Linked DNA regions of Homo sapiens: region 2 is linked to region 1. The links are chromatin contacts, found by Hi-C or POLR2A ChIA-PET in ENCODE. All regions are on one chromosome and are shown on one strand. The core of a region is the stretch at or near the end of the contact, and the rest is flanking DNA. Distances in the headings are between cores, read along the strand shown. Region 1 has its middle 16 kb from the start of LINC01778. Region 2 has its middle 23 kb from the start of LINC01778.

Evidence for each region. Hi-C counts contacts between places; a loop is a spot of excess contacts on that map. ChIA-PET counts read pairs that join two places held with the same protein, here RNA polymerase II (POLR2A). Pooled maps may share reads with other maps.
Region 2: a map of heart left ventricle shows a loop between it and region 1 (3-fold over the local background). The contact joins two enhancer-like sites. A Hi-C loop is called at or near these places in 23 of 168 maps with a recorded cell type or tissue (A673, B cell, Caco-2 and 16 more), 3 of 37 single-sample maps with no recorded cell type and 23 of 50 pooled maps. POLR2A ChIA-PET finds 5 or more read pairs at or near these places in 8 of 52 experiments (A549, A673, AG04450 and 5 more).

The regions. Positions count from the first base shown.
Region 1 is chr1:30,807,475-30,810,823 of GRCh38, forward strand. No RefSeq gene overlaps it. Among named protein-coding and RNA genes, the nearest start is that of LINC01778, 16 kb to the right of the region's middle. RefSeq lists an enhancer at 2,458-2,958. Within about 2 kb of position 1,582, at least 3 of the 41 ENCODE cell types and tissues checked have a DNase peak (open chromatin) inside an H3K27ac peak, as active enhancers do.
Region 2 is chr1:30,846,057-30,849,405 of GRCh38, forward strand. No RefSeq gene overlaps it. Among named protein-coding and RNA genes, the nearest start is that of LINC01778, 23 kb to the left of the region's middle. RefSeq lists a silencer at 1-120 and an enhancer at 1,383-2,186. Within about 2 kb of position 1,520, at least 12 of the 41 ENCODE cell types and tissues checked have a DNase peak (open chromatin) inside an H3K27ac peak, as active enhancers do.

The DNA of each region.
Region 1 (3,349 bases), core at 332-2,831:
CCGGAAGCCGCAGCCGCGCATTTCATTATTGCCTTGGCCGTGGCCTCGGGTGCCTTCCCGGAGCCTCTCCGTCTTCTCCCCACTCAAATATCACCTCCCCGGGGACATCTCTTCATTTCTTCCTCCCCTCGCTGCGCTCTGCGGAGCCGGGCATCCTGCCAGGCCCTGCCTCGGGCCCTGCGCTTGGCCCGGGGAGGCCTCTCAGTAAACAGGCAATTACCCCGTGCAAAGTGTGCCCTTCAGTAATAAGATTAATGAAAATAATAGCTCACATTCGTGCCATGCTTCCAGTAGTCACTGTGAAGAAAGCTCTACATAAATTAACTCATGCAGACCCCCCACAACCCTCCGAGGAAGTACTCTACTGGACAGACAGGGCAACTGAGGCCCGAGGCCATGCTCTATTAAATGGCGCATGCCCACGCAGGGGACATTTCCAGAGTCATCCATGCTGAAGAAAAAAGGACAGCTGTCATTTCGAAGAACGTGCTTCATTTTTTAACCTCACCACCCTCTGAGTACCAAAGAAAGTTAAACCCTCTTTTTCACCTATTAAATCAGGAGGGAGATATAACCAGAGTGATTGCCACTCCATCTTCTCAGGAGGTGGGGGAGGGGGAAGCTGGGCCTTGAATCTGGAGCTAAACTTTCTGCCAAAGCCCCTGCATGCCTCCAGGTCACAAGCCTCCCTGTGCCACAGGAGCACAGACAGGGAGGTATCAGGACAGGCTCCCTAGAAGAGGTGATATTTGAACTGGGTCTTGAAGGATGCGTAGGAGTTGCCTACGCACATGCAAAGGTCAGAAGCCCTGGGGACAAGTCCTGATTATCCCTCTTAACTGCTGGGTGACTTTTACTCTCCTCCTCACTTAGCCTCAGTTTCTTTATCTGCCAAGTGGAAATAATCGTCCTGAGGTTGTCAAGATTGCATGAGATTATGGAAGTAAAAGTGCTTGGTGAGCTGTCACTGTGGGGGAGGAGGAGGGTTGCTGGAGCACTGACCACCTGCTGCCTGGAATGCAGCTCTTCATGGAAATGACTCCTCTGCTCATGAAAAATAAGATGAATGATACCCTGTTCTATCAGGAAACTGAGGCCCAGTGGCCCTGTGAGATTAAAGAACTTGACCAAGATCACACAGCAGAAACTGGAAGGGTCAGGCCAGGTGTGGTGGCTCACACCTGTAATCCCAGCATTTTGGGAGGCTGAGGCAGGTGGATCACCTGAGGTCAGGAGTTTGAGACCAGCATGGCCAACACGGCAAAACCCCGTCTCTACTAAAAATACAAACATTAGCTGGGTATGGTGGTACAGGCCTGTAATCCCAGCTACTCAGAAGGCTGAAGCAGGAGAATCACTTGAACCCAGGAGGCGGAGGTTACAGTGAGACGAGATTGTGCCACTGCACTCCAGCCTGGGCAACAGAGCGAGACTATCTCAAAAAAAAAAAAAAAAAGAAAGAAAGAAAGAAAGAAAAGAAAAAGAAACTGGAAGAGTCAGGATTTGAGCTAAGATTCATGTGACTGCAAAGATATGGCTTCACTGTTTCAGCTCTCATGATGACCTCATATACCATTGGGTTGACCCATCACCACCTTTCCCTTGTCATTGCACACTGAAGCAGTGTTGTTTTGCATTCTTATAAATAACATTCAACTGGACATCTTTGTGCACAGACTTTTTCCATAGTTTATATTATTTCCCTAGGACAGATCCTCAAATAAGATTACTGGTTCCAGAAATAGGAACATTTTTATGGCTTTCAATAAATATTTTCCAGTTGCTTTCAAAGGGGTTCCCAATTCGCAGTTCCACCTGCAGCGTATAAGAGAGACATTTCACTAGATCCTCACCAGTTACTTTTTTTTAATCCCCTAAATGTACAAGATGACAGTGGTATTGCATAGGTGTGCTGGCTTTATTGTTATTATTACCAATGAAGCTGAGTGTTTTTAAGGGCTGGAAAGAGGGTCTGTATCAGAAGTCACGGGACCCCTGAGAGAGACCTGGAGTCGATATGAAGGCACTCGGAGTAGAGAGCATTCGTTTCTGGTGGAGAAAATGAACGCATGGCCAGGACAGTCGGAGGTTGCTCTTTCTGGAGCACTCTTTCTGGGCTTCTCATGAGATGGCCAGTTCTTATCCTTCAGCTGTCAGCTCAAATCAAACATCAGCTTCCAAGAGAGGCCCCCCAACCCGCACCGTCTAAAGGGGCCACCTACCAGGCTCTCTCTGAGTCATTATCTTCGGAGCACTCAGCATACTTGAAGTGCTTATTCATTCATTTCCTGGCCTGTTTTCTGCCTCTGCCTCTAGAACACGAGCCCTTGAGAGCAGGGATCTTTCTGCTTCAACTTCTAATGAATTTCCATTGCCTAGGACAACGCTTTTCATTAATTAATTAAGTGTTTCCATGTGTGGGTCATCTTGCCGGCCAGCAGTGCTATTGCTGTCTGCATCACATTCCAGAGATGGAACAGGCCTCTTTTCCTGCATCCCCAAGTCTGCCTCCAACACCCTTACCCAGGGCACGTGTGCACATAGCTGACTCTCATGAAGTTTAGGGCCACAAGAAGTCTTTACACCATCATAGCACTCAGCCCGCCTTCCCCGCATTCAGGGCTCTGCTTCCTTAGAACTCAACCTCCCTCTCCTCTCTTACCAACCTCTGGAGACCCACAAAATATTCCTGCTCCACCAAAGGCCACCCACTCCAGGTCCCCTGTGGAGCCGCAGCTCCGGAAAACCTGCAAAGGCTCTGGAATATCCATTGTCCCCCTTGTCTCCCACTGGGTTCTGTGCAGCAAAGGAAGTTGTGCAGAATTTTATCTCCCTGAGACATGAATTACACCACCACCCCCCATCCTCTGCCTTAGAAGCAGAGTGGGAAGTGGAACAGACTGTTTGGGTTTTTAATAATACATTTTTTTCTCTCTATTCTCAAACCATGTCAGTCTACAGTAACCATCCCATGGTAGTATTTCTCCCTTGGAGCCTCCAAGGAGTCTCTTGGGTGCACAGAAGCTGTCTCTCTGGTTTCCAATGGCAGGTGCGACCTTCCTCCTTGTCAGTTCCCCCATGGGCAAGGCCCCAGTGACTTGCTGGAAGCCACTGGGGAGGCTCCGTTGCCAATGCCACCAAGATCACCAGCTGGTACTTCCTTGGGTGAGCGTGAGTTGGGATGACAGCCTCCTCAGGGGCCCCCGGGAAAGGAGTTCTGTTGGGTTCAAATGAGTTTCCCTATTCCAAAGGAGAAATGACTGTTACTTTTAAAATACAGATTGACCCGGATGAGTGGTTAAAATTGCAAGGCAAAGCGAAGAAGTGATTCGGCGCTAATGAGTATTGA
Region 2 (3,349 bases), core at 270-2,769, 39 kb after region 1:
CCTGACATGGAATCTTCCTGCCTGCCAGCCCCTTGCTCCACCACCAGGTGCTGTGGGGCGTCTTTACCGACCCTGCTGTCCTCAGCTTCAGTCCACCACGGTCTCTCTGAGCCTCAGTTTCCTCACCTTCTCCATAACGGTTTGACTGGTTGTGGCTTTTAGACATTTTTTAGCAGCAGAAAAACAGAGCTTCTCTTTGATAAGCAAGGAGATGGGGTCCTCCTGTAATGCCTGGAAAATTGAGAGGTAGGCATACACATCTGTGTAATTTGAATCAGTGGTTTTGGCTTCACAGCTCCCCTAAAGCACAGATGCACAGAATTTGAAAATCAACTAGATATTTCCGCAGGGTTCTTGCAACACCAACTTGATTAAAATTTAAGACTCAGACAGTCTAGACACAAATAAGTAAAAACTACATCAGCTACAAGCAACAAAATTAAAAACAAACAAAAAAAACTGAGCTTTAAATCAGAGGGATGTTCTCCCCTAACAAGAAGTCCAGGAGAAGGCAGACCCCGGGCTGGGAGAAGCATACCCCAAAGCCATTGGGCACCCTCCTCGCTCCACTCAGCCGTCTTCCACCTGTGGCTTGTTCCTCAGTTTCACGGCTTCCTCCTCAGATTCGTGGCCTCAGGACCACAAAGTGGCTGCTCTGGGGCCAGCATCTTGCCTGCGTTCTGGGCAGGAGGAAGGGGACTGGCAAGGAGCCAAAAGCCTATAATACCCCTGGGTGGCCTCCAGACTTTCCTGAAGACACACTCAGTGAACCTGCTCAGATTTCATGGGCTAGAATGTGTCATGTGGCATCCCAATAAACCAGGGAGAAGGGGAAAAAAAACAGTTTTGGTCTTTTAGTCTGGGCGCCTTTTGCCACCATGAAGAAAGTCTGGGCTCTGTGAGTAAAAATGAAGAGGGTGGCAAGCAACTGGGTCCACCCCAGGGGGCCTGAGGCCAGCCCCAGCCTGCCATTAACCTGTTGTGTGGTTTGAGGCATGTCCCTTCCCCTCTCTAGCCTCAATTTCCCCATTTCAAAATGGGAGAACTGGGCCAGATGCTATGGGACTTTATTCAGCTTTGACTGGCTGGTGCAAATCCTGACGCTGCTACCTATGAGCTGTGTGACCTGGGGCGGCTATTGGACAAACCTTTGGCTCAGTTTCCTCATCTGTAAAATAGGGGTAATCGTGGAGCTGCCTCATAGGGTTCTGAGGACTGGATGGGCTGTTACTTGTAGGGCGTTCAGCAGAGTCTGACAGGAAGGCACAGACAAAAGCCATCAGTGACGCTGTTATGCTAAGCTCTGAGAGTCCACGAGTCCTGAGTCCTGCTTCTGCGCGCCTCTGTGTGCTGGGTGACCTGAGGCAGGTGCCTTCCCCTCTTGGGGCCCAGCAGGTCTGAGAGTTGCCTTCAGAAGCTGGGCCTGGCTGTGACAAGAGAGTGAGTCCCTTCCTGGGCTGGGAGGGGGAACAGGAGCGGACGGAGTCAGCCGGTTTCCTGCAGCCGGGGCAGTGACCTGGGCAGCAGGGACTTCCTGTTTCCCAGAGGGAATCCGGGCCACTGCATCCAGCCCCTCCCTCCCCTCCCTGCAGCTCCCCTCTGTAATGGAGGAAACTTGTCGCTGGGGCAACCTTCCCTGCGTCATCTCCCGGGGCGGGCGGCCCTGTGTGGGTGAGAGAAGCACCAGCAACAATCGCCCTTTGTCTCCAGCTCAGCTGCTCCCAAAGCGCTTTCTGACCTTGCCCTCGTCTCAGCCCTGAGAGTCTCATGCCCATTTTCCAGATGAGGAAACTGTGGCCCAAGGAGGTGAGGTGACTTGCCCCAGGTCATAGGTCACAAGGCTGGTGAGAAGTAAGGCTGGGATTAAAACCTGAGTCTTCTGAAAACATGGGCCAGCTTCATCTGGGGCCCTCGGCACCCAGTGGACCCTCAGTCAGGGCCCCCGAGACACTGTCAGAGCCTGGAGCTTGACTTTTCAGTGCCCTGATGACCTAGGATGTGATCCTCGGCCACTGTCGCCTCCCCAGCTGGAGCCCTGAGGAAGGAGGCTTGGGGTCTCCTGCAGGACCCCTTTGTCTTTAACATGCACACACCATCCGGCTTCGTGACACTTGTCCCTGGGGACACAGAGACCAGCCAGACCCACTCTGCAAAACCTGGGCACAAACAACTTTAACTCAAGGTGGCCAGTCTGACATGCCACTGGCTAGGAGCAGAGGCTTTGCATCCCCGGGTGCAAATCCTGACCTTGGTACTTGCCGGCTGTGTGCCTTAGGCTAGTGACTTAACCTCTCTGAGCTTCTGTTTCCTCGTCTATGAAATAGAGGTCATGTTAGTTCCCTAGTGCTGCCATAAACAAACTGCCACAAACTTGTTGGCTTAAGACAACAGATATTCAATCTCTCCTAGTTCTGGGGACCAAAAGTCTGAAAACAAGATTTTTGGCAGGGTTGGTTCCTGCCATGATTTTTGGCAGGGTTTGCTCTGGGGGAAAATGATGTGGATGATTCTCTCCTAGCTTCTGGTGGTGGCCAGAGATCCTTGATGTTCCTTGGTTTGTGGCTGCATAACTCCCATCTCTGCCCCCGTCTTTGTCTTCCCTCTGTGTAGGTGTGTATCCAAATGTCCCTCTTCTTATAAGGACATTGGTCAGTGGATTAGAGCCCACTACAATCCACTGTGACTTCGTTTTGACCTGATTACATCTGCAAAGACCCTATTTCCAAATAAGGCCACATTCACAGGTACAGGGGTTAGAATGTGAGCTTGTTTTTCTGGGGGACACAATTAGACCCACAACACTGTTATGGGTTGTGGTGCAGATCTTACAAGTAATTCATCTAAACCACCCAGCCCTGAGTCAAACTCACAGAAAGTCCTCAGACAGTAGATGCTGTTATTCTCACTTTGATTCTCCCACCCCAGCAACCAGCCCCAGCTTTGACTGTCTGCCTGGTGTCCAGCCCCTCCAGGTCTGAAATCCTGACTTGTGCCCCCAACCTCCCAAAGGCTGCACTAATAATAAGAGCCTTTTTTTTTTTTTGAGACAGGGTCTCACTCTGTCACCCAGGTTGGAGTGCAGTGGTGTAACCCCAGCTCACTGCAGCCTCCACGTCCCGGGCTCAAGTGATTCTCCCACCTCAGTCTCCCGAGTAGCTGGGACTATAGGTGCACACCACTATGCCCAGCTAATTTTTGCCTTTTTTGTAGAGACGGGGTTTTGCCATGTTGCCCAAGCTGAAGAGCTCATATCTATTGAGCACTTACTGTATGCCAGGCGCTGTCTAGGCACTAAACAAATATCATCTCATTCTGCCCTGATAACAATCTTGCGAGGTAGCAACTATTC